2 separate regions of the Homo sapiens genome follow, and region 2 is linked to region 1. Evidence: chromatin contacts called from ENCODE Hi-C or POLR2A ChIA-PET data. All regions are on one chromosome and are shown on one strand. The core of a region is the stretch at or near the end of the contact, and the rest is flanking DNA. Distances in the headings are between cores, read along the strand shown. Region 1 has its middle 230 kb from the start of MIR5702. Region 2 overlaps IRS1 (insulin receptor substrate 1).

What was found. Hi-C counts contacts between places; a loop is a spot of excess contacts on that map. ChIA-PET counts read pairs that join two places held with the same protein, here RNA polymerase II (POLR2A). Pooled maps may share reads with other maps.
Region 2: a loop to region 1 is called in a map of mammary epithelial cell, with 3 times the contacts of the local background. The contact joins two enhancer-like sites. A Hi-C loop is called at or near these places in 1 of 168 maps with a recorded cell type or tissue (mammary epithelial cell) and 1 of 50 pooled maps. POLR2A ChIA-PET finds 5 or more read pairs at or near these places in 3 of 52 experiments (AG04450, MCF 10A and WTC11).

What each region holds. Positions count from the first base shown.
Region 1 is chr2:226,424,707-226,430,014 of GRCh38, reverse strand. No RefSeq gene overlaps it. Among named protein-coding and RNA genes, the nearest start is that of MIR5702, 230 kb to the left of the region's middle. Within about 2 kb of position 2,319, at least 9 of the 41 ENCODE cell types and tissues checked have a DNase peak (open chromatin) inside an H3K27ac peak, as active enhancers do; they include mammary epithelial cell, where a contact is called at or near this core.
Region 2 is chr2:226,754,091-226,759,398 of GRCh38, reverse strand. The region is part of intron 1 of IRS1 (insulin receptor substrate 1); the gene reads left to right. Among named protein-coding and RNA genes, the nearest start is that of IRS1, 43 kb to the left of the region's middle. Within about 2 kb of position 3,143, at least 6 of the 41 ENCODE cell types and tissues checked have a DNase peak (open chromatin) inside an H3K27ac peak, as active enhancers do; they include mammary epithelial cell, where a contact is called at or near this core.

The sequences.
Region 1 (5,308 bases), core at 1,070-3,569:
CATACTGTAAGGGAGCTCCATGGTTGTCATTTGAACTTAGTGACTTCTGGAATAATTGAAGCTGTTGACTGTCATTAAGCCCCCTCCTAACACCTCATCCCATATTACCTACCAGGACCTGTGCTTACCTATGGGACAATGAGGGTAAGTCCCTTCCCTCCAGCTGCACCCAGTCTGGTGAAGAGAGACAGACAATTACATACAGCACGTGATAAAGCATAGCGATATTATGGGAATACCCAGGAGAGGCAAATCATGTCAATAGAGTTTCAATGAAGGTTGAGGACTAGAGCCCAGGCTTTCTGATTCACAGCCTGTTGCTGGGTTGCATTCCTTTCTCATCTATTCTAATGATTGGTCATTTTGCTCTTGATTAAAATGCTTGAAAAAAGAAGTGAATAAGGGGAGGGACATGTGAAGAAAATAGGTAAGCCATTAGCCAAAAGGTAGCCAACAGCAAAAACAGAACAAAACTAGTCTCTGGATTTTTATTATAAAAATTAATAGTCATAATGCTAACACAATCTAGAAAAGGGTAAATTAAGTTTAAAATTCCATGTTTAATAAAACAAAGATGTAGGTAATATGGCTTAGACATATTTAATCTAAAATGATTAAAATTGAAATATACACGTTTTTTAAAAAAGCATTGCACATCTATTTAATGAAATACATATAAGAGGGGAAGCCTCAGTTACCTGGAAAGTAATGTGATATAAAGCACATGATTTTCTAATAATAACAGATAAACAGGGTATAGAAATGCAGTTTCTTGGGTGGACTATATTAGCAACGGAGAAAATATGCTTAGAGTGTCTGACATACCACATTGCATTTGTAATTGTTCTTCAGCTATTACTTAACAATGTCTATAATAATTATACCACTTCCAGACTATCTTTGTACTTGACTCAGGTATAGCCAAATGCTTGAGGTTTGCTTTAGAAACACTAAAAATATCATATCCAAGGGCCAGACATTTGTAGGGCAGCCGTTAAAGGAGACATATAGCAGTTTTGTTCAGAGGCAAATCAATCATTCACTGACAAGGGCATTGTTGTTTAGTTGGAAAATTATTTGAAGGACAAATACAACCTAAGATGAAAGAAATAAAATAGAAATATAATTGACTAACACTGAAAATCCCAGAGTGTTAGGTATATTTAAAGTTCCAGGGCATGAGGCAAACTCCATGGAGATGGTTAATAATTAATATGGGAACTTGAAATTCTGTTTTACCAAGGAACAGAGCCATCCCTGGGGAAACACACACACACACACACACACACACACACACACACACACACAGAGATATGCATGCAGACGCACACATACACACATGCTCCAGATCCCTTTTGGTCCAATGAACTCTCTAAGGGAAGAGTGGGGTTCAGGCATCAATATTTTTAATTAGTATTTTTAAAAAGCCATGCGTGATGATGTTGCTGTTATGTAGCCAGGATTGGAAACCATTGCTCTAATCGAACCAGGCGTGTGTGTGTGTGTGTGTGTGTGTGTTTGTTCATATGTAGGGCAAGTATTATGGCCTGAATGTTTGTGTCCCCCACCAAATTTATATGTTAAATCCAAACCCCCCAATGTGATAATATTTAGAGATAAGGCCTTTAGAAGGTAATTTAATGGAGGGTGGAGCCCTCATAAATGGGATTAGCACCCTTATAAAAGAGACTCTCTTGCCTACTCTCCTCCAAGTGAGAGTACAATGACAAGCTGACCATTTGCAACTTCAAAGAGGGCTCTCACTGGAACCACCAAGCTAGCATCCTGATCTTGGACTTCTAGCCTCCAGAACTATGAGAAATACATTTCTGTTGTTTGTAAGCCACTCAGACTATGCTACTTTGTCATAGCAGCCCAGACTGACTCACATAGGAAAGGAGTAGTTAGGAAAGTTTTTTCTGGCTCTGTCACCTAGGAGGGAGTGCAGTGGTGCAATCACGGCTCCCTGCAGCCTCGACCTCCCAGGCGAGGCTCAAGCAATCTTCCCACCTCAGCCTCCCAAGTAGCTGGGACTACAAATGTGTGCCACCATGCCCAGCTAATTTTTTTTTTTTGTATTTTTTGTAGAGACTAGGCTTCACCATGTTGCCTAGTCTGGTCCCAAACTCCTGGACTCAAGCGATCAGCCTGCCTTGGCCCCCCGAAGTGCTGAGATTACCATAGAGAAGGGAAGGTAAGCCTGCTGGAAAGAACTGCCTTAGTCAGACGCTGTAGCTGAAGATGCCTCTTGCGGCTGTGGTATCCTGAGCAGGATATTCAGGGTCTAGAGTTTCATTTGCCATTCCTCCAGAGGGTTAGTCATCCTCTGCTTGTGGCTATAGCTCTTCCTCTTGGCCCTCACTACTCAAAGTGTGATCCTTTGGAATAGCAGCATCAGAATCACTTAGGAGTTTTATTGAAATGAAGAATATAAGACCCTATCCCATGGATTGATAGATAAGTAGAAGTCTGAAACTGCATTTTAACAAGGTTCCCCTGTAATTTTATACATATTAATGATTGAGGAACTTTTCTCTACAGCAATGTTTTTCAAACTTTTAACCAACACCCTCCTACATGGCAAGAAACACATTTTACATTGTGTCCTAGGAGACACACACACACACACACACACAACTGAAACAAACTTTTCAGGAGGCAAAATATATGTGATGTATTCTCTATTCTATCTTTAAGAAAAGAATACCAGCCAAGACTCACTACATCAATTTCATAATTCTCTAATAGTTCATAATATGTGGTTTAAGCACCTAAAGAACCAAAGTGACATGACAGTAAAATGGAATACTGGAAATATTTTCCCAGTTTGCAGGAAAATTAAATTAAATGGAAAACCATTTGTCTGTCTAAAGATATTTTTTCCTACAGATTTTTTTAAAGGTCTGGCTTTTGCCACTGCTCGATTGCTAGCAACTGAGTGCCAGTAAGCATAATCAAAAGTAAAAGAAAAGGAGACAAATATTCATGGAAAAAGAATTGGAAAGAGTCAATCATGCTCAGCTTAAAAGTTAAAAAAATAAGTGACATGCTCTTGGTTAAAATTACATGTGTCAAAAAATCAATGTTTTTTGAGACGAAATATTTCTGGATATGAGAAAAGTTTGGTCATGTGATATCAACAAATGCATTAAATGTGTTAACATTTAATATTACCTGATCAAGGTTGAATATCATGGCTCTAGAAAAGTATTTCTTGAATTATTTTTTGTGACCATAGTGCAGACTGAGAAGGCAGAAGACTTCACAGACCACTTATCCTATGCATTCCTGCTCTACAGAGGGAAAAGAATAGAATAATAAGAGGGAACGTGTCACTGTATAAGCAGATTTTTGTGGTTTGCCTTAGCAAAGTGGTAGAGATGACTCCTATTCGAATCACAATGTATACATGCCTTAAAGGCTAGTGATTGCAAAATTACGGTCTTCAAATGCCATTGATGGAAACATATATCACTACACACTTGGGTTAACCAAACAATCCACAACAAAGTCCAATGTAAATGAAGAAGTTAAGCCAAAAGTAATTCCTAAGTAGAAGACATTTGGAAACCACGACCAAGTTAAGACCACACTGATAATCACGTGTGCTTCCTGAAAACAACAGGAATTCCACAAGTTGTGCTCAATTAGAATTGTGCAACCTCACCAGCATTACATGGTAATGTAGGACCCTGAATCAGAGTTCTTAGCAATCTCTGAGATTGCATACAACATTAAATAACATTAAGTAACAATCATTCATTTAGAAGGTGGCCAATGTGTAACCTTTGAATGCATTGAAAAATGATAGTAGGAAGAACCAAAGAATGCACATTATCAGGAGGCCCCACATGGACTATAATCCATACTCTAAGAATCACTTCTATAGAATCATTAATTATCAAGGCCCCAACTGAGCTATCTAGTGATGACTCTGAAATTCCACAGCTTTTTTAAGGCAATAGTTTTTTAGTTCTTTTTTCTTTTTTTAATTTATTTTCTGATTTTTGGAGAAGGCAAAAAAAAAAAACCCATTGAGATTTGCCTGGGAACCAAGCCTGGGTAATTTTACATATTTCCACACTGTTAGTCCTGTCTAGGCCAGGGAGAGCTAAAAGGTTTCATCTCACAAGCCAAGTCTGATTGATTAGTAATGGAAGCCTGAGTGGCTGTGTTGAAGCCAGAAAGGGTGTCTTCATTGATAAAGGATGTTGGCCATGGGCATTGGATAGTGGAAGGGCAGCGATGCCTGGTTTTGCTGTCTCTGCTGTGGGCTCTTTTTTTCTATACATTGGGGCAAATCATGGATTTTTATCACCCCGTACATCTACATTGAGGTACCCTTCTGGGATATAATTGATAATTAAGCTTTGACATCTTCCTGCCCATGTTCACATACAGCTAAGGTTGCCAGATAAAATACAAGACATCCAATTAAATTTGAACATCAGATAAGCAACAAATACCTTTTGGTATAACTATGGCCCAAACCTCGCATGGGACCCACTTATACAAAAGATATTGTTTATCTGAAGTTCAAATTTAATTGGATGTCCTATATTTTTATTTGCTAAATTTGGCAGCCTAAATTCAGCATTTAGGACACTTGACAGTGTCCCAGTATCTGGGTTTCTATGTCACCTACCTCCAGCTTCAGGGACCACAAAGACCCTGAGTTCTAGGATAGCTTTGTGTATCCCAGGGTGACCCACGGCAAATATGCAAACTAATCCTGAATTACAAAAGTTTGATAAGTCCCAGGAATGTAGAAAAGGGGAGTAGGGGGACAGATTTAAAAGATTAGAGGGTGACTGGCATGCGGGAGTCAGGAATGTTCAATATTGTAGGTTGGGATTAAGCATGTCTAGAGGTGACTGAGGTGGGTAAGAACAGTTGGCTTGGACATGACTCACAGGGAGGGATTTAAAGGGAGAAAACGGGTGCAGCATTGTATTTAGTTCTTTCAAATCTGCAACTACTTCCATGTTAGGTGTTTATTAATGGGGTTTCTATTACTAATGTCAAGAACAAAGCATTTCCTAGGGCTCAGGCTCACACTCCGCTTGGAATAGAGATTGTAATTCTAGGTGTGATTTTGAAATATGGCAGCAATAATCTCTGGAGTCCTGCAGAAGCATTCCAAAATAATATTCCTAGCACTTGAGAAAAGAGGGTTGAGGAGAAACTATTTAAACACAGAGTGCCAGGAGTGTGTCTTTGTACTTTCTCTCTCTCAATCTCTCTCTCTCTCTCTCTCTCAATCTCTCTGTCTCAATCTCTCTCTCTCTCTCACTCGGTCTATCACGTT
Region 2 (5,308 bases), core at 1,894-4,393, 330 kb before region 1:
TTCAGGCTCAAGAACCCAGAGCTTATTTGACCCTTTATTAAGTGCTGGTACTATATTTAGAAGTTTATTTGCTGCAAACCTCTGTAAACATTTTCTCCAGACTAAACGTTTTCCTTTGTAGAGAGAATTTTTCCATTTTCCAGCATGGCATTGTAAAAATCTAGCAACCATATCTCACATTTATATAAGAAAGCATTTGGAATTGTCTTTCAAAACCACATGGGTGCCTAATGAATATTACTTGCTAGTTTGTGACTTTTATTTGTGTTTTGAGGCTTGTGTAATCCCTTGCACCAGCCCCGGACACAGGCAGTTTTGGATATTAGAGCCGATTTTTTCATTATCCCCCATTGGGCCTCTATGAGTCATACTCTGGACACAAATAGAAGTGAATGTATAATCACACAACCACTTATTCCACAGTTACTGGGCAAAATAATTTGTAATGTGCAATGAGCATCTTTGCTAAAGGAATTTACAAGAAGGTCTTGAAAGACAGTACCTGTATCTATCTGTAGAGCATCACAAATTTCACTTCCTTGGATATTTTAGGAAGGGTAGGTTGGGTGTGTCCTGTCTGGCTAATTTGGAGGTGGTTTCCATTAGCATCCAATCATTTAACCTCATCCCTTCACTGACACCTTTTTTTTTTAAACTCCCTGTAAACATGATGCCTTTTATGTTTCATTTCCACATTTCTAGCAGTAGATACTTGAGGCACATAGAGATATCTTAGAAAATATTGTGTATCATCACAGCCTCTTGGAAACCAAGAAGGGGATCAAAGTAATTGTCTGATTCATTATAATTATTTCTATATTATATCAAAGTTTAACCCTCTAATAAGAGGAAAATTTCTACCCAAGTCTAAATATTTATATTTAGGCATTCAAATTTTACATTTTCCTGATATTCAACTGTATATTGGGAAAGTATTTAGGCTAAAAGGTAATATGACATTCTGCTTAATGTTTTAGAAAATAAAGGTATTCGATTTTCACTTATGGTGTTTTTATGATTTTAGACTTACTCATCACGTGTTTGGTCATGGTAGTGGTCATGGTAGTAGACTAATGATATAGCTGCTGTTCTAGAAATTTAAAATATTATTTTTGTCTCATTCTTCAAGTATTATTTAAAATTATTTGTGCAGTAATAATTTATATAACATTCATCCACCAATTCCATGAAGTAAAAATAAAACAACCTTCATACATGAGTCCTGAAATGTGAAGAATCGTTTTCTGAATTCAAATGGAATCTGTGAATAATTAGGGGAAGAAGCTGTCTCTCCACTTTTTAATCCATTTTTTTGTCTCTGCCTCTCTCATTTTCTTTTCCTTCAAAATCAGAGAAGCAAAGAATTCTTTTGACACATAAATGTTTTGGCAAATTGTAAATTATTGATATGTTAGTATTTTTCTTATTAACTACAAACCATATTAGAAATTTAGGGCTAAAAACACAAATGTGATATTCTTAAATAAAACATTTTGTTGTTAATTTTTAAATCAACTTTTCTATTCTAAAATATGTTTCTTTTGCTTATGCCTATGTATCTTTTGTTGAATATTTTATCAGAATGCTTTGTGAATAGCAAAGTTCAAGGGAAAAGGCTTTTTGAGGGAAAATTTTAATGCAGTATTTCTCAAAATGTATTTTACAAGATGTTAGAGTAGTTAGCACAGATATGAAATGAAAACTACATATTTTCAGATTATAAGTGTAGGAAACACATGGTTAAACAAAATATCAAGCTCTAATATGAGATGAGAGATGTCAGGAGGGAGATATTTCCTAAATGTCTTTGGACACAAGACTCTATTTCTTTCCTTGGCTCACTGCAACCTCCACTTTCGGGTTCAAGCAATTTTCTTGCCTCAGCCTCCTGAGTAGCTGGGACTACAGGCACACCCCACCATGCCTGGCTAATTTTTGTATTTTTTAGTAGAGATTGGTTTTTACCATGTTGGTCAGGCTGGTCTCGAACCCCTCACCTCAGGTGATCTGCCCACCTCAGCCTCCCAAAGTGCCAAGATCACAGTTGTGAGCCACTGTGCCTCAGCCTCACAAGACTGTTTCTCATGGAGCTCATGTTCTGTAGAACATGTTTGGGAACTGCTGGCCTACTGAATGCCCAGAACCAGGGCTCCAGGAGAGTTCAAACCGTACCATCCTCTAGTAGTGAAAGCTTCTTGCTTAGTGTATTATAGGTACCCTCAGATGTTGTATGACTTGCAGTCGTTGTCATAAATTATTAATTGCAGTAGTTTATAAACAGTCAAGTATATCTGTGCTTCTTACACACGCACTTTGTCATTGGAAGCAAGCACATAAGCAGTTAGGCCTCTCTTTGGCTACATACAGCCTGTTAGGGAAAGCAGCCATTGTATTTTATTTATTTATTTATTTATTTATTTATTTATTTATTTATTTATTAGACGGAGTCTCACTCTGTCACCAGGCTGGAGTGCAGTGGCGTGATTTCAGCTCACTGCAACCTCCACCTCCTGGGTTCACGTGATTCTCCTGTCTCAGCCTCCCGAGTAGCTGGGACCACAGGCGCACGCCATCGTGCCCAGCTAATTTTTGTATTTTTAGTAGAGACGGGGTTTCATCATGTTGGCCAGGATGGTCTCTATATCTTGACCTTGTGATCCACCCACCTGGGCCTCCCAGAGTTCTGGGCTTACAGGCGTGAGCCACCTCGCCCAGCCAGAGCCATTGTATTTTAAAGGAGACAATTCTGTTCTTCCTTATAACCTATCCCAGTTGTGGATTGAATCCCTGAGCCTTAGGTCACGTTGCTATTGTTCTGCATCAATAAGCATATTATAATTGATCAATAAGTCATCTGATTTAAAAAACCATGTGTCCTAGTTGTGTTCTAAAGGGAAAATATGTTAGTTTGTTTTTTTTCTTTTCTTCATCCTCATTAAACCTTGGGCATGCATTAACACCAGAGCCAGTTCTTTGGATATCAAGACTTTGACTTGTAGTGGCAGGGCTCATGTTTACCTATAATCCTTGGAGATTTTTGAGAGATGGTGATTCACTGACTAGGGATGTTTCACCACCTTCAAAGGAGCATATATGTTTTGATTCAGTGAGGTCAGCGATACCAGATTTTAGCAACAGAACTTTCAGTCAGATGAGTTGGTGACTCACCTTGGCTTGTACCTTAGACATGCGGGTATAAGATAAATGCTTTCTTAATGATAATTCAGGGCCCCTAAATCTTGTATCTGCCTGAACTTACTAGCCTTCTTACCACTGATATTAATTTGCTGCTTCTGATGGAAGTTGGCCTGTATTATGTTAAAACTTAGATCCTTCTTAGAATGAAGTATTTCCCTTTATAAGGCTGAAAGTGAGTGCATAAAGTCTGTGAATGGGCATTGTGTTTTGAAAGCTTTCTGCCAACTGCTTATCTCTTGAATATGTTACAAACTAGAATTTTAAACATGTGGCTCATCCGTGCTTCTCTCCCATATACATGTATGTTTTTGGGAGGAGGAGCTCCATGCTCTTAAGCTTTGCTTTCTGTTGGATTAGCATTTTAATGCTTGAAGGCAGTAATTTTAAAAATGGTTCTTGGTATGGGGCCACCCAGTTTTTAAAGCCTGAGTGTCAGTAATGAGCTGAGCAGTATTTGTGGGTGGCACTAATTGAAAGAGAAAAGGTACTGAGGGAAAGGAATACAAAGTTGTGGGGAGGGGAAGGATGGGATGAAGAAACAGACTTCCCCCAGTAATTGAACCTAGTTTCATCCAGCTTCAGAGCACCCAAGTTTAACTTGAAAAAGCTTTTTGGATTATTTTGATTTGTTAAACCAGTTGTATTCTATGCTCTATAATAAGGAACATATATATTTTAGATTTTTGTGTACACAGATAATTAACACACTTAATTATAGCTCTCAGTTTGAGCCATTCAGATGAGTTACTGCCAACTAGAATGATGTGCATAAACTTAGCTCTGTTTATATGTAAACTGTACAATATTTTAACGTTAACGTCATTGTTTTCCCCTTCTCAAAGTACAGCATGTTTTGATCTACAGAGGGAATATTTTTAAAAAGTGGATGTCTAAGAATGTAAACACTGGGAGGCGAGATGCAGCTGTTTATGATTTACTTTTTAATCTTCTGTTCTTTCGTGGCTTCTAACGTCAAAGGACTTTTATTTACCTGTTATAGCATATGGCTTATGACTTTATAAGTATGCCTTTTCTGGTTTTTATTTTGGCTTTCTAAAAAAGGATGGAAGGACCGAAGGAAAGCTGTTGAATAAAAATATCCCCATGCCTACCAGGTCATGCAGTGTGGCAGGAGAGCTAAAAGGGTTTCTATTTTATGGGATCAATAAATGTCAGGCCTCACGCTTTACCTTTTGGCTGTTTGTGTTTGTCAAAATATTAGTCACACCCAGTTTGTTGTGTCTACCACTGTCTAGACTCTTCTGGAAATGAGATTTCATTTTAGTGTTTTTATAGGAGGACATATAATAAGAGATAAAAACGTGCTTTTATAATGACAATCTCTTTTGCAAGCTGTTTTCTAGAAGTGAAGGTATTTCTGATATCCAAGTGCCTATTAAGTGAAATGTTGTTTTAGCTGATTTAGTTTAGATTTAACAGAATGGCATTTCAGTATGTAATTTCTCATTACCTTTGTAAACACAAAGCTTACCCTGTTTCCTTTTATAAAAATAACTTTGTATATTCCAGTGGACTCTATTTAGATGAAAGATTTGACAGTACTTCCACCCATGCTTTTTATAGCATTGTCTATAAATTTTTGGTTAATAGCATGGATTTTGAATCCTAATTGTCCCTTTACTAGTTTGAGATCTTGAGGAATTTATTTACTCATCTTTTCTAAACCTCGGTTTTCTTGTGTTTAAAACAGGAATGATAATGCAGTCTCAGGATCGTGGCGAGAATGAAATGAAATAATGCATATTAACGCTGTTCACGTAGTGCCTAACGTGTAACAAATGATGGCTATATTGTTTTTGGAGATTCTAAATTACTGTGTATGTGTTTGTGGGTTGGGTTAGTTTACTAACCACCCCACACTCACTCCAGGAATGGTTTACTGAAATAAACCCACCCTCACTCCAGGAATGGTTTACTAAAATATACTGGGAGGGAGGAGGATACTATTGTGATTTGAGAACCATTGTCATCAATATTAAAATTGCTTTATTTTCTTAGTAGAGATATTTAATTTGTGGCATTAAAAGATAGGCTGAGGCCAAGGGTGGTGGCTCGTGCCTATAATCTTGGCACTTTGGGAAGAGGATCA